Regions from separate parts of the Mus musculus genome. Here regions 1, 3, 4 and 5 are each linked to region 2. The links are chromatin loops, found by intact Hi-C in ENCODE. Cell type or tissue: heart. All regions are shown on one strand. Region 1 holds the start of BC052040 (cDNA sequence BC052040). Region 2 overlaps G630016G05Rik (RIKEN cDNA G630016G05 gene). Region 3 has its middle 58 kb from the start of Zfp770. Region 4 has its middle 3.4 kb from the start of 3110099E03Rik. Region 5 holds the start of Dph6 (diphthamine biosynthesis 6).

Region 1 (5,000 bases), 490 kb before region 2:
AATTAAGTCACAGCAGAAGAGCTCCGCCCAGCTCTTATTTTGTACCTAATACGTCACTGCAGATGAAAGCAGCACAGAACACTCTGCTTCTCCCAGTACTAACTTTGTAAACAACGACCAGATTTGAGTTAAAATAGTAGGCTGCCAGCATGTTCAAAATAAAAACAAGAAAAGAAACCTGGCCATTTCCGTAAGGGTTGTGAGGGCGAGGGCAGGACAAAAGCCAGGGAGAAGAGGGTTGCTATAAAAACAACTAGCGCAAACATCCTTGAACTGATGTTTTCTATAAAATCCCCGATGGCTGTGAACTGGAAGGAGCGAAGCTGTGAAGGGGAGAGGGATTGGGAGCCAAGTGCTGTCTGCTTCTCGTCAGTCAGCTTTCCTGCACAAGTCACGGCAGGGTCAGCAACAAACTAACCAGGTGGCAACTCCAGGCTCCGCTGCCATAAATAACGGTTATGCGCTAATGTCACACAACCAGATCTAGATGTAAAGCATATGGGAAGGAAACTTTCTGAGGTAAAGATCTAGAAACTCGCAGCGCTTGCTCAATTCAGGGACCGCTGTTGGTCCTGAACTTTGGAAACTGTCAAGAAAATATAGTGAAAACTAGAGGGGGAAAAAGAGCCCCTTGTATGTGATTTTTTTTTTTTTAATTAGAGTATTTACTTTAAAAAAAAAAAAACAGAAAAATGGACCCTTTGGGTTTAGGAGAGTGACTAGGAGATGAAGTGATTACGCATTGTTGAGAGGCAGCAACACAGCGTACCAATTTTCACTTAAATCCCACTCTGGCTATTGACTTGTTCTCATGACCTCCGGGAAGTTCCTTGACCTTTTATGCCTTTGTTCACTCTGAACAAAGGAAGGACGGAGCAATAATGGGGATAGAACCTGCGCCAGGGGAAGTTACTGGGATTAAGGGAGTCCTTACAAGAATACCAACAAAACACTATCTAGTAAACATCCTACCTAGTTTACTTAAGGAACTTAGTCTTTATAACCTAAGTTACGTAAATAATGTCTGTTGAATGCTATGCTAAATAAATGTCTCTTGTACTATCTTATTGTTTTTATTGACAGATGGTCATTGGACATAGTGCTGATTTCACAAATATAAATTCTTTCATTTTTATGTCCACACACTCCCCCAGTCTTATTGCTTTCTCAGTATTTCTCTGCGTTCTTTCTTGTACATATGTGTATGTATGTAAATGTGTGTGTACTTGTGATCTATGTAAAACTGAAGAGCCACAAGGGAGAGGAAGCAAAAGATATTGGTTTGAGTCCTTTTTCCAGATGTAGTCATTATTTTAATCTTTAAAACTGTGTTTCTAAACCACATTTTGTTTATTCTTTCATCTGTTGACTGACAACTACGGTGACTCCATAACTTGGCTCTATACTACCTTATTTAGTCTTAAAACCTGCCTCATGAATTACAAATTTTTATAGGTAAAGTAATTGAGGCTTTGATGAACTAAAGAATTTACCAATGGGGTCTTATCTAGGCCAACCTTCCAACTTACACTTTACACCAAATGAAAGCAGTAAACCGTTTAAACGTGCTAAAACCTAAGCAGATTTTCTTCCTTTTGCTCAAAATGGGAGAGAACACATATCATACGCCCACCTTAGAAACAAAGGTTTCAAAAAACCAAACCAAACCAAACCAAATATATAGATGCTCTAATATATTAACTCAGAAGTTCGTATTTCTACACATTATTGGGCACTCACTATTGTGGGGGCCAGGAATTTACTTCTTTATGTATGCGAGAGTGGAATTGACATTCTACTGCCAGTTGTTTTAAGATGCAGAATTTAAGTTCTCAACAAAACCAGCATTGCTTTCCACCAGAGAATTTAATGCAGAATTTAAGTTCTCAACAAAACCAGCATTGCCTTCCACGGGAGAGGCTGAAGAACTTTCCCAGCACAGGCGAAACCGCTGGTTTGCAGAGATCCTGTTCGCTGCTTAGCTTCCGCTCACCTTGCTCCTTTGCAGGCCATCTGCTCAGAGCGGCAGAACTGGGCGTGTCGGAAAAAAACACATTCAAATCCCGCGCTCCACCAGAGCACTTCCGGGTTTCCAACTCCAGGCTGGAAAAGCATCCCTGTGACCCGAAACGGGCCGTCTGTGTTTCTCGCAGCTGGCAGAGTGTCTTCAATGAGCGTCTGGGTTCCGATCTCAGGGAGGTGTTGCTGGGGACACCTGCCCCTAAAGACGCAAAAAGAATTCGGTACGCAGCCGCCACTTCCTGGTTGCTTTGCCCTTACCCAAGATGGCGGCTAGTTGCCTTCGGCCCGGCTTACTGCGGCTGCTCAGTACACTCTGCTGGCGCAAATAGTTCTACAGCCCGCCTCTCCCGCGGAGGTGAAGCCTGGGACGCTGCGTGTCTCCGCCCCGCGGTGCAGCTAGGGGGGTGTGCTTTGGGGGCATAAGGGATAGCTAAATAAGTGGAGGGCCCAGGGTCGTACCGCGCTCTGCCCTTCCCTAGGTTCTAGGCACCAAGCCCGCACGAGCCCAAGGGTGATTTTTCCTTGGGCCCAATATGATACTAACCAAAGCCCAGTACGAGGAGATAGCCCAGTGCCTAGTGTCTGTACCGCCCACTAGGCAGAGCCTGAGGAAGCTGAAGCAGAGGTTCCCCAGGTAAGTCCCCATCTCCAATTCTCACAGCATTTTACCTGCACCCCAGTTCCCGCCACCCTGGCAGTCATAGAAGCCACGTGTCACACACAAATGGGAGGAACAGAGTTAGGTCGAAGATCATGAGAATGCTCTCTTCCCTCCACCTGCCTACCATACAAAACATTTAATGGCTGAGGCTCCTGAAGTCACTCCAGGCCTTGGGAGTTGAATCCAACTCAGCAGATCTTTACTTGATACATATTGCGGGTATGAGAGTGTACACATATTAAGTAGGTGCTTCATAGATGACCAGTGGTTAATCCACAGATACTAGCAGTAAATAATTGGTAATGGGATCTTTGCAACGTAAAAAAACGTGAATTGGCGGTTCATCGCACTGGGGTGCTGCCAACTTGACACAGACACCTAGAGATGGTAGATCTAGAGTGAACAGGACCCTTTCGGATTGCCACTGGTAGCAAGAGGGCCCAGGCCCAAAGGGGGCCTTGTCTTGTTGGCTGTGCAATGAAAAGATTCTTTATAGAGTTGAGAACATTAGGGGGTCACACTCTTGAGTCTGGTCATTTGGATCTCAAGGTCTGAAGGTTTCTCATTGTGTGCATACGTATTCCCCATGGGTTTCATACTTTTCACTTTGTTGTGGGATTTTAGGATTTTCCCACCTGCTAGGAAAGGTTTCTTAGAGATTATATAACATAGATTTTTTTCCATTTATAAGATGTAAAAACTGAGACCCACTCATTACTTGAATACCTGTTCAAAACAACTAGGTCATCATAATTAATATGTTAAATAATACAGAACATTTTGTATATTTTTTTATTCAAAACATATTATGACATTGAGCATAGTTACTCCTAATGGAGAGCTTTCCTATCAATAACACATAGCCTTTGACCATGCATCACCAGAGAGATTTCATTGAGAAAGACAAGTTATTGGATAGTAGGTATCAATACAAATTGAAGCATATCTTTCATGACCTCATATTTGGTAGACTAATTTTCCTAGACTCTAAAGAGAAAGGCTCTCCTTCCAATATTGTCCATACTTAAGGACTTTGTAGCTAGGGGATTTATCATAGTTCCTGTTCAAGAGCAGAGTTGACAAGTTGGAATTTAATTATTATCACTAGTTTTTTTTGCATCCTTTCTAAAATGAGTGGTGACTGACCATCCAGGGGGAAAAGGTATAAGATGTAGGTATATTATCACATGTATGTTATATAGTATATGGAATGTTTTATATGTGTATACATTGCTAGGGAGTTTTGGAGCTTTTTTGATACATTGCTATCATTATGGACACATATTACTATTTTCAAAAGAACATATGTATGTATTTGGATCCATATGTGTCAAGGTATGTGTGGAGGTCAGAAGAAAATTTGGAGTTGTTTCTTTCCTTCCATCAAATGGGTCTGGCAGTGGAACTCATGTAGTTAGGCTTTTTGGCAAGTGATTTGATCTACGAAACTATTTTACCAGCCCCACCATTAAAATATATATATATATATATATATATATATATATATATATGTGTGTGTGTGTGTGTGTGTGTGTGTGTGTGTGTGTTCGTATGTATAGTTATATGTATAGTTATATCCTAGAGTGTTTTCTAAAATTTAAATTAAAGCTGAGAAATTAAATAAAATACTACTAAATTTGTTTTGAATAATAGTAAGTATATTGCTTGTTGACATTTTATCTATAATAGTCATAATTCCAAAAATGGTTGAGATACGGCTGTATACTTTTGCAAATCTCTTTAAGATCTGCCTTAACTACAAGAAGCTGCATCTATTTTTATATTTAACTAGTTGTCATATATTGCTGATAAAAGGATAAGAGGAGGGACTGGAAAAATGGCTCACTGAGGAAAGTGCTTGCTATGCAAGCATGAGGGGCCTGAATTTGGATCCTGTAGGAGGGAACCTCTTCAGGTTCCTTGTCTCCTCTGTTTAGCATTTTGGTCAAGGTCACATGCTTTGTCTTCTGGGAGCCTCCCCCATTCCATGTCTCTTGGACTTCCTAGAGATTCTCCACCTCCACCCACACCCACATCCATCCTTACCCCTGGGGCAGCTGCAGATTTCTATTGACTCTCCTGGCCTTCTGAGCCTCTCTCCTGTCTCTCTTCATGGGGTATCTTTCCTTGATTGGTGATTGATATGAGAGGGTCCAGCCACCCCTTGGTGGTCTTGCAATGTGTAAGAAAACAGATTGAGCAAACCATGGAGAGCAAGCCAGTAAGCATTGTCCCTCCATGGTCTCTGCTTCAGTTCTGTTTGTAGGTTGCTGCTCTAACGTTCCTTTGTGATGATCTGCAACTGTAAGCTGAGATA
Region 2 (5,000 bases):
ATAGCATGCTGGTGAAGGCCTTTTGGCTTTGAAATTCACTTTATCTAAAAGGAGCGGCTGCTTTCACTGAAGAGATGGGTTACACAGATGCACGCTATTGGTAAAACTCTTAGTTTAAATGTTAGTTTTAAAATCTACCACTGCCATGCATTGCACAGGGGATCAAGTTGGAGTATCTTTCCTGATCCCTGTGATACCACAAGTTGTGATCATCCAACAGCTTATGGGTGTTTTTATTAATACAACAGCATAGGTTGCATATAGTGAGGGACTTGCCTCTGTTCCTCATCTCGATTTCCATGTCTGGTAGAAGCCATTGCACAACAGCGAGGTGTCCACACTTTCTCTTTTCTTTCTGTATATGGGCACCTTGTTTTCAGAGCTTCACACTCCACACCCTTTGTGGATTCATTTACTCTCCCACATTTGAGGTGAAGGGAAATAGGTGGGGCAGCCCCAGAGACAGACAAGAGATGGGGGTCACAGGCGCCATGCACACCTCAGTCAACAGTCAGCCCCTTCTGCCCAGGCTGGAAATGGTTTTAACAGGCGGTAAAATTTCATCTTGCGGTGTCAAATTGGGGTCATTTTGGGGTTAGAGTTCTCAGTGTCCGTGAGGAGCTGTCCAGCTGTGTGGGGACTCATTAACTGCAAAAGATCTGTTTCAGTAAAAACAATTCAAAGACAATTGGAAGGCTAAAGACTCTCTACAAATCGCGTTTTACAAGTGCCCCAGAACAAATATGGTTGGTAAAACCTATTTCTTCACAATCTTAAATCAGCTACTTAGCTCTGGAGTGGGGGGTGGGAACATTGAATTAAAAAGGAGGTGAAAAGGGGGGTACTGAAGGGGGTGAATGAGAAAGAGAATTGGGCCTCTCAAATTTAAGAGTCTGTTTTTAATCACCCCCTTTCTTATTGAAGCATCTCCTAGACTTCTGAAAAGCACTCCTTTCTATTTCTCCCTTTCTTCTTTTGATCCCTTGTGGAATGTTACTATAGGTAACATTAAGGATTTAAGGGAATAATATAAGCCCCCTAGTTCTGTAGTCCAACGGCATTGGCTTTTGGGAGGGGAGTTAATTTGAAGTAGCATTTATAAACTCCAACTTTATTTTAGCTGTGCTTGTTCAGCCTCCTTGAGGTGGTAATTGCGGCTGTTCTTTTTATATCCCCCCTCCCCAATGTCCAGATCCTCTGCACAGATAACTCCACATTCCTCAGAACTGTGAGGTCCTGAAGTGTTAATCTGTGTATTAAAATCACCAGATTTAAATCCCTTTTGTCTTCTTTTCAACAGTTAGAACAATTGATGCTTTATTACCAGAGCCAGTAAATCCAGCCTTAATCTTGTTTGTAACTTTAGTTAATGTTTTGATTTGGAATATTTCGTATCAAGGAGAGTTTTATTGAAGAAAGAAGGTGAGATTATGTTTGAATTGGGGAGGTTCTGCTCAGCCTAATGGAAGATAACTTACTCCTTTGAGTTAAGAGGGGTTTCATTGGGTCAAAGGAAAGCTCATTGCTAAAACGGGAGGCTAGCCATAGGAAATGCCAGGGTTTTTGACAAACAAGGTTGATACTTAAAAGTAAAATATCAATAGGAACGAAGGACCTTTATTTCCTTGAATTAGTGAATCTAGCCGGGGTGGGACCTCAAAAACACACGATCCATTTGCTTTTTCTCTTGCCATGTCCACTTCTGCTCTCAGGTTTTCTCTTTCCATCTGCACTACTTTCCTTTGGGTTCTAAAGGAGGGTGAGTTTTAAAAGTCCTTTCCCCCTTTCTCCAGGATTCCTGGGCTGTCTGTAAATTGTTCTCCAAGGGTGCTGTGGTCCTGCAGAAACAGCCCTGAGTCTTATGTTATTGGGACAAAGGCTCAGGGCTTAGGTTGTCTTCTGCCCTGGTCCTGCTGGCTGACAGTTGGAATTTTTGATATATATTTTATTTGGCATTTCTATTAACGTGTTTGTCCCACACTCCAGCCCTTGGAGCCATTTATTACTTTTAAAACGTCTCTTCTCCGTAAACCTCCGCTCATCCTTGTGAACTGTTTTTGACCTTCTCCGCAGTATAACTGAAAAGTTACAGTAAAAAGAATTCTGCTCACTTGCTTACCTCTTACCTTGGTTCGTGCTCTTTCTAGATGGTGTCTACCCTGGGAAAGGGCCCCTGTCCTCACACCACTACTACCACCACCTTACTGGTTTATTTTTGCTTTTGCTTTGTGTTTACTTTTATTTATTGGTTTTTTTCCTTTTTCACACCTTCGTGCTCTATCATAGACTTTTTTTCACCCTGGAAATACGATCAAATGAACCGACAGGTTAAAAAAAAAAAAAAGATGGAGTGGAATTGTTGCATTTTGCTTTTGCCCTGTTTGATTTCTTCCCATTTTAGCTGTTTCCCTATGGCGCGGAAAGAACGGGTTTCAATAAATAGCCCTCTAGCGCTATCTGGCGGGGCTCCAAACACTCTGTGCACCGTGGCGCTGTCAGTTTCTCCTTCCCACGCCCTTCCTCACTTCCTTTTCCTTTTCCTCTTGCTCTATCTCTTGTCATTTTTGCGCTCTGTATCCCATTTCCAGTTCCTTCTTTTCCCCTCCGCCCCTTTCTAGTCTTTACTACAGATTCCAATGCAGACAGGGACACCCCCCGCCCCCCGGACTGGACGGTTGTAACTAGAAGGCAGTCGGCCACCCAGATCATAAAGACTTTCCAGTCCTGATCCAGAGTGACTCACACTCATCTTCTCCCTTTGTTGAGCACCTTAGCTGTGTTAAAAGTGTTGACGAGCCCAACACTCCGCGGGTGGTGTTTTGAAGGGGCTTAACAATTGGGAAGTTTTCTGGAAACAAGACTTTTTTCTCTCCCGGATTCCGGCTAGTACAGCTTATATAAGTTTGAGATCTGAAAGCCAGGAAGCCCCGTGTGGGAGAAAGGAGGCTTCGAAGGGATTGGACAGCACAGCAGGGGACAGAGTTGTTGTTGTTGTTGTTTAGGGGAATAAGATACTCGGTGCTCTCGTCCCCGGGGAAATCTAGGTTTCCAAGGGACTGTCTCAGTCTGCAGTCTACATCCAAGGCGCCTGTCCATTTGTTCTTCCTCAGTTAGCCAGATTTATTCCCAGAACTCCCACCAATCACACACACACACACACACACACACACACACACACACACACGCGCGCACACTTTAGAGACAAGTGTCAAAGTGGGACTAGGAAAGCCCCCTAGAAAAACCACATGGTGAACCAACACACACCGTTCGAGTAAGCCAGTGGGGCTAAACGGGAGTTACACGCATCTTCCTGTACTTAAAACCGCTCAGTGGTGCGAGCCGAGGTTAAGGAAGACCGAGACCCAGACAGTAAGCCCTGCTAGGTGGCTCATCGATAGGCTGCTGTATCCATTCATACTCTCTATTTTTCTCTTCCTCTCCCGTCTCTCCCTCCCTCTTTCCCTCTTCCTACTTCCTTCCAGCCCTGTTTCTCTCCCCCCTTTTCTCTCTCCCACCCTCTCTCCATCCCTCCCTCCCTTTCCTCTTTCTGTTTATCCTCTTCTTCTCTCTCATCCTTTCCTCCATCCCTTTCCCTCACACTCAACCTGAGAAAAAGCTCCAATCTGTGCTTTAAGCAAATGTCTTCCTTCCATGTACTCCTCTAAACTCTGGGATTCACGTGGCCAGAAGGCTTGTTAGGAACTCCTAACGGCTTCGAAGTAGAAAGGAGGCTACATCTCCTAACATACCTAAAAGGTGTGTAGTGCAGGCATGAGCAACTTTCCTTTGTAAGTGTTCTGAACGAAAGAACGAGGCTCTACTCTGGACCTCTTTATATACAAATGACAAACAGAATGGAAAATAGCAGAAAGGGTGCCCTACTACCAGCTCTACTCCCTAAGAATTTTTCTCACTCACCCCCCATTTATGAGGGAAGAAAGCACAGTTTGGGTGTAATTAATTGAAGATTGTTATTAGGTCATCATTAGTCAAAGTGCAAATAATTGCTCCCCATTTTTACTTAAAATTGACCAGCCTGAGAGTGATAGATCGATTCAGAGGATAAAAATGATGTATCAAAACATCAATGTCGATTATTTGAAATATTGTAGTCGAATTTTTTTTATTGCTTCATCGGTTAAGTGTCTGAAAGTGCGGTGTTCAAACATATATTTATGTTGTCAATACTGTCAGAATTGTCAGTTTTACTATACCGGATATGTACTACATTTCAAATTTGTTCATTTGCATAAAATGCCCACCCTAGGATTCCCCCCACCCCACCCCTCTCTGGAAAATCCCTGTCAGCTTTTTCAAAGGATTCTGCAATCTTTGCCTAAGCTAAAGTGGTCACTGCTTCTCAACTCAAATCTCCAGGATGGACTCCACGTCCTTTTCGCATTTGTTTAACCTTGGAAGAGGCACTTCCTTCCTTTTGCCCAACTCTGCTCTTCTTCAAGAGAGCGCTGGAGAAATACAAACGCCACATTCTAGGTAATAGGTACAGCATTTGGGTAGGACAACTGGACCAAACGGACTCTACTTTCTTGGCTACACTCAGGTAAACCCAGACTCCACCAACCTTGGACGTCAGGGCCCACCCTCAAATTACCTGAAAGATTGAAATCTTCCCAAGAAAAATGAATGTGGGAGTAAAATACCCTTTCTTTATGGTTTTTTTTTTTTTTTCAGTTAAAAGCTGCAATGGTAGGAAAGGAAATAATACACATAAGTGTTGGCACGTTTTACCTTTAAAAGCTTTTGAACTCCATCGAAAGACACAGGTTGCAGGCAGAACTGACAGTTTTAATTCTACCCATTTTCACGAAGCACATCAAATCAAAGGCACTCATTTATTTTATGGGGTGGGCTATTAGAAAGGCAGATAGGGTGAATTTGATTGTCTATCCTAAAAATCCCAGAGAAATTAAACTCCCTCATTGAAACACAAACATTTCATTGCTCTGTACAATTAGTCTAAGACTAACTGAAATGTATAC
Region 3 (5,000 bases), 1.8 Mb before region 2:
GAGCTATCTCTCCTAAGAAGGATTGGGAACAACCTTTGTATATTAACTGAATCTCTCTCTCTCTCTCTCTCTCTCTCTCTCTCTCTCTCTCTCTCTCTCTCTCTCTCTCCTTTTGGGGTTCCCAATTCCTCTGTTTCTCCTTTGCATGTGCTAAGTTTATTCCGGATCCTTGCTTTCTCTTGAAAATTGTGTGGAAATCATATGTATTTTTAACATTCAACTACCATCTGCAGTGTATGCTGGTGGCCTTTATTCTCTGAATCTTATGTCTATTCTGCAGTTTTTCTGTGATTTATATATAACTATACAAGTGCCTCTGTTTTGAATAATATTTCCCCCAATGGAAGCATGTCCTAGAAGGAGGAGGTAAATACATTTAACTCAAGGAGCCAAGGAAATTTACAAGGCCCAGGACTCTCCCCCAAATTACAAGACCCACAAGTCCCTTTCTCAAGATTAAGTAGCAGTGACAATTGCTGGGGAGAAGTTTCTCCTCTTGTGGCTAAAGTGCCTCCAAGTTGTACAAGGGGGTAGGTTCCTCCGTGGATGCAGGTTTCACGAGTCATCTCTCAGGTTGCCTTGGGCTTTTGGGTGATGCAGCTGCCTTTGAGTCAACAATGTTTTTAAATGCACTGGGACACTAAGGCTAGGTTGGAATTACTTTTTCAGACTGTCCTAGGTGCCATGTCTTTGGTGAATAGATGTTTGTTCACGGTTCCCCAGGAAAAGCCTCTCAACACCGGTCATCTTCACCCAGCTGTCCCACACTTGCCTTGCATGAGGTCTCAAACTGAGCTCATTATTATTCTGCCTATGTTAGTGCTCCTGTATAGGTAATGGGACGCTTGGCAGCTCACTCCACGTACTACTATTCTTCAACATCATTCATTCCTTCCCCTCAGTGGCTTCCCCATACTCAGCAAGCCAGCCAGCCTTTCTGATTCTATCTGCTAAGCATCTCTTGACACCATCCATTCTGGGCCGCCCCTCTACCCCACTGCCATTTTCTGAATCTGACCACCTTCGCCTCCCATTCTGATGACATTCTCCCCATCGATCTCATTGATCAGATGGCTCCCACTCTGCACACTGTGGCTGTACAGATCACATCAGCTCTGATTACAATCCTGCAACAGCTTTCCCTTGCCCTCTGGCTGGAATTCAGCTGCCTTTCAATAACCTGTAAGATTCTCTGTGGGATGTGCTGTGCTCTCCTCAGCCTTCTCGCCCCTTCCCTGCCTCTTCTCTCTCAAGTTGTACGTGCTCCTCCAACGACACAGCTTCCTCCAGTTCCTCAGATAAGCCTGGGTATACCTGTTGTCCTGTTGGATGGAAAACTACTTTCTAAGCTCTTTCCTCATTTATATTTTCATTCCCACCTCTGAAAAACAACAAGAGCAACAACAAGCCTTCCTTCTTGACATACTAGGTTCCTGCCAGGGGACTCTCTCTTCATGTTTAGTCCACTCTTCTACAATCCTGTCTTTATTTATCTGTATACCTCATAGGAACTTCTGTGGAGGGAGAGGCCCTTTCACTTCACAGGTGTGTCCTGTATTGAATTGAGCCTTTCTTGCACATGGTAAAGGCAAATAAAGCCCACAGATATGTACTGATGGAGTCCATGTATAGAACTTACACACATGCTTGTTTGACAGGCTAATTTCTGCTTTTCAGCATCCAGATTTGCTGAGGGCAAGGCTTAAGCCAGTGGGTTTCTTTCTGTATGCAGGAGCTCTTTAGTCCCACATACATCCCTGAGCAGAGGGAAGGTCACAGAATAGTGGAAGGTACAGAATGCACAAGGCATCCTTTCATGATATAGAATGACTGAATTCTACTAAAAACGGTGCTTAGAAGTGTCATAATACTTATTTCGTAGTGGAATAAAGAAGGAAAAGGAAAGAAAAAGGGAAACGGGTAATTAAAACAATGAGGTTTTCTAAAGAAATCTTCAATCGTGAAGTCAAGGACATTGAGACAGAGGCAAATGCTGTCTTCCTAAAAAGAAATGTCTTTCAGAAAATTCCTTAAAAATTCCCCTGATAGGGTGGAGTGTGTATGTTAAGCTTATGTCTCTTAAGTGAATTTGATTAAATAAGCTACCAACTGAGATTTGTTTATTAAAACCTAAAGATTTAAAAAGCCCTTTGGATTGTCTCTATGCATGTCTATTATATTTAGAAGATTGCACCTGTGTACAATAATACTTTCTGCTCAGTAGAAGGAGAAGCACGAACAATCAGACTTAGAAAATGAAATTAAGCCTCATCTTGGGACTTTCCAGACCTAGTCTGCCGCCTCCATGAAAGTGTGGGTGGAACTTTTGCATTTTACAGGTTTTCGTGAAATCCTGCATTCACCCACAAGACTTGCTTTCTAATACTGGCAATGATGTTTCAGAGAAAGAAGTCGACAGGAAGGAAATGCTTAGGGCTTCTGTGTTCTCCCCACTCACTTATTTATTTGCAAATACTTAGAGTCTGCCTTGTTTTGAGCATATGCACATTTCTTGTATCTGGAGAGACAGTAGTGAAAAGGATAGATGTGGTCCCCGCTTCTGCGAAGCACATATTGTGAGCAGGAGAAACAACGACCACGCAAATAAGTCCGTATTGAAGGGTGATGAGCTGCAGGAAGCCAGTAGGATGATAGTGTGCTGGAGACAGGTACATTGGGAGAGTTGTGATGGTGGAAGACGGTTCTATTGTGACGGGACAGATCCAGGCTTGTGAGAAAACTTAGGAAAAAGCCCTCCCATGGAGGCAGCAGCGACAGCATGCATTTCCCAGTGTCTTCCCACATAACTTGCTGCCCAGTGTGTTGGGGATAAATGTTAGCTTCCCCCAGCTGCTCTTCCCAGTGCATGGGTCTCTCGAAGGCCCCAGAGATTGCAGACCCCTAAGAGCATAGATCACTTGAAGAAGTAAGCGAGGCAGAGAAGTGGAGAAGGGGTGTTCTACCATTCTCAGCAAGAAGTTGTACTTTCACGCCAAAAATATGTTTTTCTCTCTCTCCACATTTAAAAGAAAGCACTCTTGAAACTGAATGCAAGAACCAAAATTAACAAAGTAGCCTTACATTTTAGGGAGGTTTGATTATAGCATGTGTTCTTTCTTTTAGCCACTAGAGAGCAGTGCAGCCCATCAAATGCACCAGGAGGCTCATGATCAGGGCTGAGGTTTAAAGTGAAAGTCCACACCACAGGTCAACTTCTGCCCTTCCCTTTCCTCTCCTATGCCCTCAAAACCCCACTGTCTGGTTTCCTGCAATCTAACGTTCACAAAAATAACCTAGAAGCAAATTTCATGTTTAGAATAAAACTCGGATTCTTTGGGGGGTGGGGGTAGAAATCAGTGCATTTAATCTTGTTGAAGGCTATTGGGAGCCTTCCCAGCAAAAGAGGCTCAATGGCTGCAACCCAGATCCACACAGAACAGGGGCAGGGCTTCTTGAGACTCTTCGAGAACAGACTGAAGATTAGGGTGCGTAGCCAAGAGGGCAGGGGCGTTTGTACTGATAAGCTGAAGGCCAGCTAGCTGTTGGTTTGGGTGGCAGCAGAGGTGGTCTCACCGCACTAGCCTCAGTGGGCCCAGGAGACTTCTTTCTGAGCCTCTCAAGTTTCAGGCGAAGTCCAAGCTGCCTGTTCACTGTTCTGTTGTATTTCTTCATTGGTCCTTTTACGAAGCATGGAAGAGAATGGGTTGACAAAAAGAGAACGGTGACAGACTTCTAGCTATATACACTCAAATAAACCCAAGGTTTTCAGATACGAATTTACACACACAAAGGTAAGAATCTATAAAACGGTGGCTACCTGAGCAAGGACACAAGTTGTTCTCCTAGGCAGCCTCTACTGGTCTATTATAACAAAACAAGTGGGAGAGAGAGGGGGCAGGGTGGAGAGGAGCCATTGGCCGGATGACCGCTTTGTCTTGCTTTTCATTAGCACGTAAGTGACTGGCGCTGGAATTGCATGCCGGACTTTTGGTTCTGCTGGTAGCACACTGTGCTCAATAAAAATTAATCCATCAATCAACAGGACAGAAAATCCTATCCTGCCAGAAGCAATACCTCCTGTTTGTCCCATACAAAAGCTAATTAGAGTGTTGGGTGTTGTAATGGAGGCAGAAACTGAGCAAAATAGAAAAAAAATGTCCCACAAATTATCAAATAAAAAATGAGACGGGGAACAAAAAACAGATAGCAGTGGAAAGCTAATAGTTCTTATTCCCCCCCCGAGGATGGCCTCTTTTGACTCAATGCAATAGAAGTTTGTGTATGTGGGACTCTGGAGTGCCAATGTTTGTTGGTCAATGTTGGTCAGGGGCATCTTTATTCTTCCCAACTACTTACCCTAGAACCACTTACTGCTGTGCTCTCAGAGGTCTGGTCTCTAACCCGCGTCTATCACAAGGGCTTCTGAGTTCACTGGAGTTTTGCTTGGTCAGGGACTGGAAAGAACAGTTCATCTGGAAGGAGGAGCTGGGATGCTGGGGAGGCCACAGAGATGGTATGAAACGGGAGTAGAAAAGCTAATAAGTCATTTGTGACTCCCTGAAGAAATGTGTAAGGGTGGAGAGGACACACACACACACACACACACACACACACACACACACACACACGGTTGACAATGACACATTTATACATACACACAAGGTATAATGTCACCAATCCCTACCTCACACGAGGTTACCTCTTGAACTGAAGACTTAAATTCTAGAAGCTCTAACTTTCCCAATCTTAATATTAACGGAGAAGTTCTGGAAATTGCTATAATCATCACAACTGGTTCAGTGTTATTAATTTTCCAGTGGTGTCTCGCAAACAAGCCCTAGAGGTGAGAGAATGGTCAATACAAACAACCCTTTCTTTTTCTTCTTATGTCACAAGGCATGACTAGCCTGCGCACCCTGCTACCTAAAGACACATTTATTTAAAAGAAAAAAAATAAATTTAGAAAACTCTAGGGTAACCAAAGTTTTCTGATATTGGAC
Region 4 (5,000 bases), 560 kb before region 2:
GCCCTATAAATCTGCTCATTTTGTTTAGATAGTCTCCAGAGTTGTAAAAAGTACGACTGCTCAGTTTTAGTATTGTTTTGGAAGAACTAATTCTGCAGAGAACAGACCACTGGCTATTCTCGATTACTTTGCAGAAGGTTTATTAAGGCTGTCTGTAGCCTTAATTTTTCTTTAAAGGAAACTTTATCCTCTATTTTTTCCCTAACTCTAATGGAATCTTCAATGGAAAAAAAAAAAAGAAAGAAAAGAAAAAATAAAATCCATTTATTCATTAGAATTAAGATTTCTCAGAGTAATTTTATCTAAAATGGAAATTAAATTAATTAAAATTCCAAATGGCATTCTCACCTCCAGGAATCAGTCAAAAATATGTTGCTTCCTAAGGTCCCAGTAATAGTCACAGTATTTACACCTAACTTACCATGAGGTTTTAAAAATAACTCCAGGAGAACATTTTTAGGACATTTACAATCTGAATTAGACAACAACAACAACAATAACAAGAAAAAATGAACAAAAAATCAGGCATTTCTCTGTGAAAAATAGCTACTGTAAATTAGGATGTTTGATGAAGGATGTATTTTTAGAAAACCCTGTAATTTGAATTTGAGAGATGGGTCAGGCTGCAGAGGAGAAGCAGGAGCCCTACAAAGGCTTAGGAAGGGGTTTTGTCTTTTCTCTTGAGAAGAAGTGCAGGAGGCACAAGCCCTTCCTTCCCCCTGTCTCATGATAGGCACAGGATTCCAGAGATTGGTCGGGTGACTTTGCACTTAGGCCAAGATTGATTGCAATCCGGGGCTTTGTTTTGTAATGCCTTATCCCAGCGGAGGCATGCATAAACACACGAAATGACTAAACTGGGCAGCCATCTGACCTTTCAGAAAAGAGGCAGTCTTAAAAACTGCATCAACTTTTCTTTGAAGAAACAAGCTTCATGTCATTGAAGGGAGCCTTGCAGCTTAGCTCCTTCGCTGCCACGCAGCCAGACTACACTGGAATTACCAAGAAATAGGAGGACCTAGGCTTTGCGCCTTCTTCTCCCCTCCCCCGCTCCCAACCCTCTTCCCCCTGAGTTCAGAAAGAAAATAGTGTTACTAGTCAAGTGATCATTGTCAAAACCATGGCAAGTGCCAAACAAGGCAGAGCCAAGCGATCATTAGTTCAGCATTCAGCTCAGATTTCTCTAATGTTCAATTAATGGGCTAGATTTCATCCAAGTTGGGATTTTTTTTTCTTTTCTTGTAAAGTCTCGGTAATGCTTTAAACCATCTTTTAAAGGGGTTGTACAAGCCAGGTTTACTGTCTTTAATCGGTTAATATTAAATTTTAAAAACCGAACTACGGATTCTGACAAACTTAGGTATCTCATTTTCATTAAGTGCAGTTTGAAATGACTAGTAAACGGAAGGAAAGAATTTGTTAAGAAATTTACCAGCACCACATTAGAACTGAACGTATGTGGCTTAATGACGTAAGATGTAAATAGCAAATCCAGCTCTCATTTATTGAAAGTTTTGGACTTAGGTAGAGAGGTAACAGAGAAAATTTTGACCCTATCTCTTAAAGCCAGCCTGGTAACTATGAATGAGAATCTGCCTTTCACATAAGTAAATTAATCTAATGTTTCAAATATTGAGAATGCTGTTGTATTTTTTTACTTCTTGACAAATGCCACCACAAAAAAAGCAACTACAAACATGAAAGTAACCAAGCAGAACTTTCAAAAGAGAAAGGAAAGCAATACGATAATTTTTGTTTGTAAACCCATTGACATAAAGAGTCTAACCTGTCACAAACTACACTTCACCACCGTCTGGCATTTAGGAACAGTCAAAGCCGACAGCATTTTGCTTTCATCAATTTTGTGTTAGAATTTCGAGAATCTGAATTTGGGAGGACATGGGGCAGGGGACAGGAGAGTGTGCCTAGATGGCTTCTCCTCCCTGGGCATGTATAATTGAGCGCAGAGACTGAATGCTGAAGAATGTAGTTGCTGCTTCTAAAAGGTAACTCGTGGGTTGTTTAGAAATGTTTTAAATGCCTGCTGATGAGAGTCAGAAAGGGAGGGAAAAAACAGAAGAGAGGAGAATTGGTTCCAGGGACAATCACACCATCGTCAAAAAGATTAACGGGCCACTAGGGGACAGCAGAAAGTCACTGAATAAGGCACTGGCAGGGACCAGAACAAAAGGCTTTTCTTTGTCGAAAGCGAGGGAGATAAGGGAGAGAGAGAGACAGAGACAGAGACAGCCAGAGAAAGAGACAGGGAAAGAGAGAGAAAAGAAAGAAAGATTTCCAAACCCAAATCATTTTACAAGTGAATTCAAAGCATATTTTTTAAAAGCAGAAAAAAAAGGCCAGCAATCTATTTTTGATTAAGTTCTGTGTACCAGAATACTATAAGCTATATATAACTGTTATGTTGACAAATACAAACATGATTCTATTTTCTGCTACTTAGAGTGAAGAAAAGTTTATGCCAGAAAAAAAGCAAAAACAAAACAAAGCAATGCACTATAAAACCCATCAGATGGAACATACTAAATGAGCAAACCCGGCATTGGCTCAGCAAAGCCCAGTGTGACGAGGGTCTTACCCATTTCAACAGTCACAGAATATAACCAGTAACCAGAACGTTGATCACAACTAGCCCTGAAAACGGGGAGTGGAGTGCCGGCACAGGCCCACCGTACAGCAAACTGGAACACTTACACTTAATTCTGAGTAGTGTGGGAATTAAAATGGCTAAAGAAGGATGAAATAATTTAACATTGGTCATGATCTTAAAGGCTAAGGTGCATCCTTGAGCTATTTGCTGTGTGAGATGCCCATCATTGTGTCTGTGTTTCTACAACTGCAATCATCCCAAACACCATACATAGGTTTGCAACCACAGATGACTGCCTTAAAAAGCAACATTCTTATCACTCGGCAAGACTTAGACTTTTAAGTTTCTTAAACCCATCATGGGTCTCCTTCCTTAGCTTGATCTTCACAAGGCCTACATCACTGGCCACTCAGTCTGTATCTCCCCTGCTAACAATGTCAATGATGCTTGGAATTATTATCATTATTATTATTATTATCATTATTATTATTTTAGTAATCCCTACCATCCGGATCCTGCCTCTTTGATGTGGACGTTTCTAGTCCTTGATTTGTGTTGTATGTACTCACTGTTTGCTTGACTCATAACCACCATTTCCCTTTATGTCATAGAATCAAAAGGTTGGGAAAGCTTTGAAAAGTCATTTCATCCCGTTTCTGGTTTGCATGTATTGTTTTGTAAAGGCAGAAATAAAATATGGCCAATCTGCTTCTTGGCCCTGATTCTCATATTTGACTACACCGGTTTTACAAAACAGGGTTAACCAGCAGCGAGTACTATTTCTCACACACTTGGACAATTAGGATTCTTTTCCCATGACCAAAAACAAAACTTTGGTTAAAATAGTCTGCTTAATATAAATACCTCCCATACTTTTCTCTTTTTCTTTTCTTGATGTATGCAATCCTCCCCCCCTTTTTTTTTCCATTCTGTATTTCGTTTTCTTCCGGCCAAATATCCTAAGTGATACTGTTCATTCATCCCATATGGTCTCTGGCCCCAGATCACAATTTATCCACTCTTTTCCTCTCTGGGGTCCTGCATGGAAGATTGTCCTTTCCTTTTTATTTTTCAACTTCAACTTTCTGACTTAAAATATAATTAATAACCATAATTCAACACAGCCTAAATCCAGAAAACCTGATGGTTCTCTCCTTGCACATCTCCTGGGGTTGGGAAGGCTTCTTAACATCTTGCTTGAATCCCCATTGACTGCACTTAAGACTCCACGGCTTGTACTGTCCTCAGAGGAAACAGAGACCAGCTGTTCACCTCTACCTGCAAAGGGCTGTGTTCTGTCATGGAAGGGAGGGCTGCTGTTAAGCCCTCCAGCTCTGCCTCTCCAGACTAAACAAGGCCGCTACTTCACCCCTGTTTCACTGGGGCTATTTCTCAATTCCTCAGCCTTCTTGCTGCTGTCTCTGAACCTACTGTAAACTCTGCACACTTGGCAGAAGTCTTGGGAAGGAACAGGACACAATAGGATAATGAGCAATTGATTAATATTGCATTTAATATGGACAGCCTGAATTCTTCTGTGATTGTCAGGATTTGTGTGTGAGCAACAGGGCTATGTTTTAACCCATAAGTACCTTTTTTTTTTCCTTACTTAAACTTAAGGAAATCCTTCCTGATTCTTAATTAATGTTTTTCATTCTGATAGTTAACTGTTTTTTACTTTTCCTCAAATAATGCTTACATTTTTCTCTTTGCTCCTATATTTCTTTTTACCTCCACTGTCTTTTCTCAAATGTAATTCACAATAACCAACATAATGACAAAATTGATAGGTTTTTAGGAGGCATAATTAATTGAAATGTGTATTTAAATAACTTTGTAATGGTGGATAGTGTGGCTTAGGGAAAGGGAAAGTCTGAAAAATATTAGTGCTACATTAAGAACAACGTAAAATTTTCTTTCAAACAAAAACACTTGATTAGCCTGACGTGGGAAATAGATTGGAAAGGGCATCAATAAGTGATGTCAACTTCTGCAAAACTAAGAAGCCTTTGGCCTTCATCCTTCGCTCAATCTCAGGGAAACTCTGTGAGTTACACGTTTTTTCACAACTGTGCCCACTGCTCTGCCTTGCCTCCTGCTTTATCAAATCAGAGAAGATAGAGGTGACCAGAGTTACCTCTCGTTTCCTCATCCCTGCCACTTGCAGATCGCAGCATGCTTTCTGCAGGCTCGTCTCGCAGGGCAGGTTATTCCACTTAGAAATGATATTCAGTTTTAAGGCCAGAGATAAGAATACAGCAAATTCTGAGCCATTCCCATGATAAGCCACTGATAAACAAAATGGTCAGTAACAAGAATACAGCAAAGAAAGAGCAAAGATTACTATATCCTGGTGCTGCCCAAAAACTGTGACAAAAAAGGGGGGATTGCT
Region 5 (5,000 bases), 1.4 Mb before region 2:
GTTTAAAATATGTCAACTCTTTAAATATCCTTTCAAAGTATTTCTCAAGCTGTGTTCTACAGAACACAGAGTACTCAAAGAACAAAAAGCATTCAGGAACAAAGAATTTTTTACTGTTAATTATTATGATGATGTTATTCATTTCCTTTGCATCCTGATGCCACCTCTCCTCGCTCCTCTCCTATGAGTACCTCCCTCTCATGTAGCTCCATCCACCATACCACCCCTTCTTTGCAGAAAAGGGGAGGCCTCCTAAGGACCAACCAGCCTTGGCATATCAAGTTGCAATAAGATTAGGTGCTTCTTCTTGAGACTAGACAATGCAGCCCAGATCGGGCAGAAGATTCCAAAGGCAGACAATGCAATCACAATATATTTGGGTTTCTATGCTTCAGAATAAATTTAAAATAGCCTGCCTAGATAATCTACAAGCTTCCATTCAACAGGACATCTTTTTTTTTTTTTTTTTTTTTGAGTTTTTTTTAGTCTTTGACTTAGTGATATAAAAGAATGTGTTTCATTTTGTCCTGGAAATACATTCATACCCTATCAACTGTTGTACACACAAATTCAAATACATGCATGTGGGTACACAATGCACACAGATTTATCAAACTGAAGCTTAAATATATGGCCATGTTATACACAATCATACACAGTACATGTATATTTATTTTGTGCATTCTTATTTCCTAATATACAGCTTTTAATTGTATAATTTCTCAAACAGCACCTCTAAATTCCTATCCACTGAGTGTTTTGAGGAACACACTCCACTGAGACTTTCTTCTCTCCAGTTTCACATGTTTTACTACCCTGCTGAGCTTCGGTAAACTAAGTTCCATGGCTGCCTTCCTGGCTCACATTTAATTTTTATCTCTCTTCACCAAATAATCGTGATGGTTAAAGTTTTATTCCCTTTATGTGTAAAATTTATTAAATTATGGTGGGTTTTCATTTCCTTAAAATGGCACAGAATCAACAGATCTGGCATTTTCCTGCCACTAGAGAAACTGGCTTACCTAGACTGTCACCCACTGTCAACTAGCATCAGTTACCTAGGGCATTAACAACAAATGTGTACGTGTGCTTCACTAGGCTAACAAAAAGAGACTGTAGCAATAAAGTGGAATTCACACTTTTTTGAGGTCTAAATCTCAAGAAACAATACACTTAAGGGTCTTAAACTAATATTGCTATGCCCCTTATCACTGCCAGGCACTGAAACAGATCAAGGATAGCTCTGCTTATCAGCTATAGTATCTGGGCTTTTAAGTAAGTTACTAGATTTCAAACTACTTTTGGAATATGACTTGGGTTGCCCAGGGTCAGTAAGGCAAATTTGTATCCAACGCACTCCAGAGCATCTAGAAAAACCTAGCTTATTTTCAACTCAACCAGGAGGAAATACATCTGTCAGTAGCTTGAGTTCCAACGGAGGTGTCTGACAACATAGGAGCAAAGCAATCTCAAACCATCTAGGGGATCCTACAGCTCTCCCGGCAAGCCAGAGATGTGAGAAGAGAGTGAGGTTGCAATCCTCCTTCCTGGAAAGGATCAAGACTGAGGAGAATTATAGAGGACAAAAACTGCTAACAAGTAAGTGAAGTTAACAGCGGCTCTCAAAGTTCAGAGCAAATAAAAGTCCAACAGGCGTGGTGACCATGCGCCCACGGAGGAGGAGGAGGACCCAGGAATTAGTGCTGTTTAGCTTTGCCAAGCTGCCAGAGAGGAGGCGCGTGGGGCCAGGGAGCCCGAGCAGATCGCCCCGCCTCTTCCGGTGGCCGTGGCGCCGGCCGGCCCACGCGGCGCCCCAAGAAGTGGCTCCGGATGTTTCTACAGTGGCCGCGTCAGGATATAGCCTTGCCCAAGAGTAAAGCGATGGCCCCAGTCCTCATTACCTGATCAGGGCCGCGACCCTCATTCTGGGCGCAGTGTGCGTGCGTACGTGCGTGCGTGCGGTAACCACAGACGCCAGGCCCGGGATCCCGCGGCGACTGGACCTACACGCGCGGTCCTCGACCTGGTGTCTGCTGCGCTGCCTGCCCTCGACCATGCCTACTGCCCCTTCAGCACCTTGCTGAACACCCGGGTGTAGAGGCTAGGTAGTCTCAGCATCTGTTCCCTGATACATGGATATATGGCTCAGAATTTACAAAAAGAAAAAAGTTTAGGCACAGCCTAACCACCTAAGTAAGGGCAGTGAAGCTGCCAAGGGAAGGGCATGGTCCTTGGTAAACCGCTTGAGGGTGCTGGGATTGTCTGGGTAGTAAATTCAAAGTCACAAGTTCTAAGATTTGAAACACTACCTTGGAAAGGGGATTTAGTCTCTCTCCTCTCTTCGTCAACTACAAGAAAGAAATCTTTTCGCCCTTCCTACCCCCCCTCCAAAAAAAAAAACCCACTAACCCCTGATCACTTTTAACTTCGAGGTTTGCATCTCTGCCCATTGAACCAGTGAGGCTACATGACCTCCGCCTCCTATACTGTGTTTTTGCATTTTCCCAATACAGAAACTGAAAAACTTGCACTCCAGAAAGCAAAACGAAAATCTAATTTAAAATACGTTTGCCAGTACTTAGTTATTTGAATGTACTAAGCACTCTTTGGAGCTCCTGGGATCAACTGGTGTACGATATAGACCACCATGCCTACCTACATCCATGAACAAGGAGTTTGTGTAGAGGTGTAGGAAGAAGAGAATTTAAAAAGAGAATTGTATGTTAAAGTGAAAAATACTGTACCAAAAGAGAGAGAAAGAGAGAGACAGAAAAAAAATGCAGAAATAGAGGGTACACGTGGCATTATTGGTGAGTTAAACTAACTTAAACATATACATCTTTGAATATTATTCATATGTAAAGAATGTATATATATATATATATATATATATATATATATATATTTTTTTTTTTTTTTTTTTTTGAGACAGGTTTTCTATGTGTAGCCCTGGCTGTCCTGGAACTCACTCTGTAGACCAGGCTGGCCTAGAACTCAGAAATCCACTTGCCTCTGCCTCCTGAGTGCTGGGATTAAAGGTGTGCGCCACCACTGCCTATGTATATACACATTATATACATGTAATACATATATATATATATATATATATATATATATATATGTGTGTGTGTGTGTGTGTATATGTGTGTGTGTGTGTATATATATATATATATATATATATATATGTATATATATACATATATATATCTCCAGTGAATGCCCAAACTCCCAAAATCCGTCTTCCCAATGTATCCATGTTGAATAAATCTCCCTTTCTGATTTCTACTTTCACCTGGCTTTTTTTTTTCCAGCCTGCTGGTTCTGGCCATATTTATTTCATACATGTGGGATACACTGTCACTGCCTTTAGACACAGCCTTAGACAGCATTGGATGCCCACTACAGATGGTTGTGAGCCACCATGTGGTTGCTGGGAATTGAACTCAGGACCTCTGGAAGAGCAGTCAGTGCTCTTTACCGCTAAGCCATCTCTCCAGCCCTTCACCTGGCTTTTAAAATTGTATTTTAATTAAAGACTGCTGGCAGGACATGAATTGGGCACAGGTTTTGAACTGAAGGTTTGATGACAAAAGAACAGGTAACTGGAGAAGAGTAACCAGAATGCATGATGGAAGATGAAGTCTGGGTGGTGGAGAGAGAAGATCATCCAAGGTGGTGTAGGCCATCTCAGACTTTATAGCACAGGTATGGTTGAAGGTTTTATAAGGACAACAGGTTCTTATAACACTGCAATGTTGAAAACATCTATTAGGGAAGAAATCTATTTTAATGTTCCAGGAGAGATGATGTGATGTGATCTAAAAACAAGATGATGGATTTGGCAAAACATGAAAAGAATTAGTATTTTTAAAACAGTCAATATAGTTGAATAGACAGATATGGGTTACTAAAGAAAGCCATGAGAAATGAGAACAATATCATGAACTAAAGGTAGGATGTGTGAGACACCTCACATTGTGTGGGATACACATTAGCAATCCGTCTTGCCATACTACAAGTGCTTTCAATGGCTCCAAATAGTTGGTATGCGTCATCATGGCATTGATAATTTGCTATGAGTATCAGTATTATAATCGTGTGTGCAAAAAATAATCTGTGATTATAATTATTTACCAAATCAATTAAGTATTTGAGATGTTGGTGTCTGGTTAGAGATAAAGCATTCAAATTATACATTATGAATCATATGCTTTTCAGCCTATGAAATTTTGAAAGTAACAATTTATGTAATACATATGACAAGATCATTGGGAGTTGAGTCCATTGAACTGATGGGTAGTTAGAGTAGTATAGGACTTGAAAGATAAGGACAGGAGAAACAGATACATCTTCAAACAAAGATATGAGAGGTTAGCCTTACTGGTGGAGAGGTTATGTTGGTCAGAGAGGAAGACAAATTGGACAGTCAGGGTGATGCCCAGTTATCTAGAATCAGGAAATGCCACTCGAAGTAATAGCAATGACAGGAAAGTTAGTCTAGCTGTTTATCATCAATTTTAGAAAGCTGTGTAGATTATCAGTAATTAACATGTGGACTATTTTGATAAAATAAGCATCAAGTGCCTCAAAGACTCATTTTTTTAAAAATTTTCTACCATTTAAAATTGTTTTTCCTTGCCACATTTCAAGAGAGGGTGAGAAAAGAACTTGCTCTCCCTACAGCTGCATATTAAGAATTACATTTTGTTTCTCTGTGTTTAGCCTCATGCTAAGATAATCTCATCAAAGATACTTATTATAATGTGTATATACTGGGGCTTATCTATAAGTGAGGGGATAACATGCTCAGGCCCGTTACCAAGGTCAGCCAGTTTTCAGAGGTTTCCTGCTCCCCCTGCCACCTTTATGTTATCCTTTGTATTGTGCATTTTACCCCTAGGAAAAAAATTCTCAAAACTTTCAATTGAAGTCCTTTCAACTAACAGAATTTCCTAAATGACCTCATATAACAGTGCCAAATGTATTGTCTCCTTTTTTAC

Evidence for each region. Hi-C counts contacts between places; a loop is a spot of excess contacts. Peaks named below come from ENCODE experiments on the same cell type or tissue, not always from the same donor. Only the 100,000 strongest peaks of a DNase experiment are listed, where the experiment ranks them.
Region 1: a loop joins it to region 2, with 2.7 times the contacts of the local background. A loop is called at or near these places in 13 of 42 quality-filtered maps.
Region 3: it touches region 2 in a loop (2.9-fold over the local background); 5 of 42 quality-filtered maps call a loop at or near these places.
Region 4: it touches region 2 in a loop (6-fold over the local background); 13 of 42 quality-filtered maps call a loop at or near these places.
Region 5: a loop joins it to region 2, with 2.2 times the contacts of the local background. A loop is called at or near these places in 4 of 42 quality-filtered maps.

Annotation. Positions count from the first base shown.
Region 1 is chr2:115,579,330-115,584,329 of GRCm38, forward strand. BC052040 (cDNA sequence BC052040) reads left to right here and starts at 2,387. Exons shown (of 11, transcript NM_207264.4): 1 at 2,387-2,656. The coding sequence starts at 2,556. In heart, a CTCF peak has its summit at 2,413; a DNase peak (open chromatin) is centred at 2,362; H3K4me3 peaks cover 2,599 bases; H3K27ac peaks cover 2,602 bases.
Region 2 is chr2:116,069,195-116,074,194 of GRCm38, forward strand. The region is part of intron 2 of G630016G05Rik (RIKEN cDNA G630016G05 gene); the gene reads left to right. Among named protein-coding and RNA genes, the nearest start is that of 2810405F15Rik, 4.4 kb to the right of the region's middle. In heart, a CTCF peak has its summit at 2,467; a DNase peak (open chromatin) is centred at 2,557; H3K4me3 peaks cover 3,875 bases; H3K27ac peaks cover 3,800 bases.
Region 3 is chr2:114,257,420-114,262,419 of GRCm38, forward strand. No RefSeq gene overlaps it. Among named protein-coding and RNA genes, the nearest start is that of Zfp770, 58 kb to the left of the region's middle. In heart, a CTCF peak has its summit at 3,122 (motif pointing right); no DNase peak of the experiment used is centred here; H3K4me3 peaks cover 233 bases; H3K27ac peaks cover 429 bases.
Region 4 is chr2:115,513,082-115,518,081 of GRCm38, forward strand. No RefSeq gene overlaps it. Among named protein-coding and RNA genes, the nearest start is that of 3110099E03Rik, 3.4 kb to the left of the region's middle. In heart, a CTCF peak has its summit at 2,150 (motif pointing right); no DNase peak of the experiment used is centred here; H3K4me3 peaks cover 355 bases; H3K27ac peaks cover 2,412 bases.
Region 5 is chr2:114,652,930-114,657,929 of GRCm38, forward strand. Dph6 (diphthamine biosynthesis 6) reads right to left here and starts at 2,035. Exons shown (of 9, transcript NM_025675.5): 1 at 1,902-2,035. The coding sequence starts at 1,924. In heart, a CTCF peak has its summit at 2,222; DNase peaks (open chromatin) are centred at 1,792 and 2,002; H3K4me3 peaks cover 1,792 bases; H3K27ac peaks cover 2,052 bases.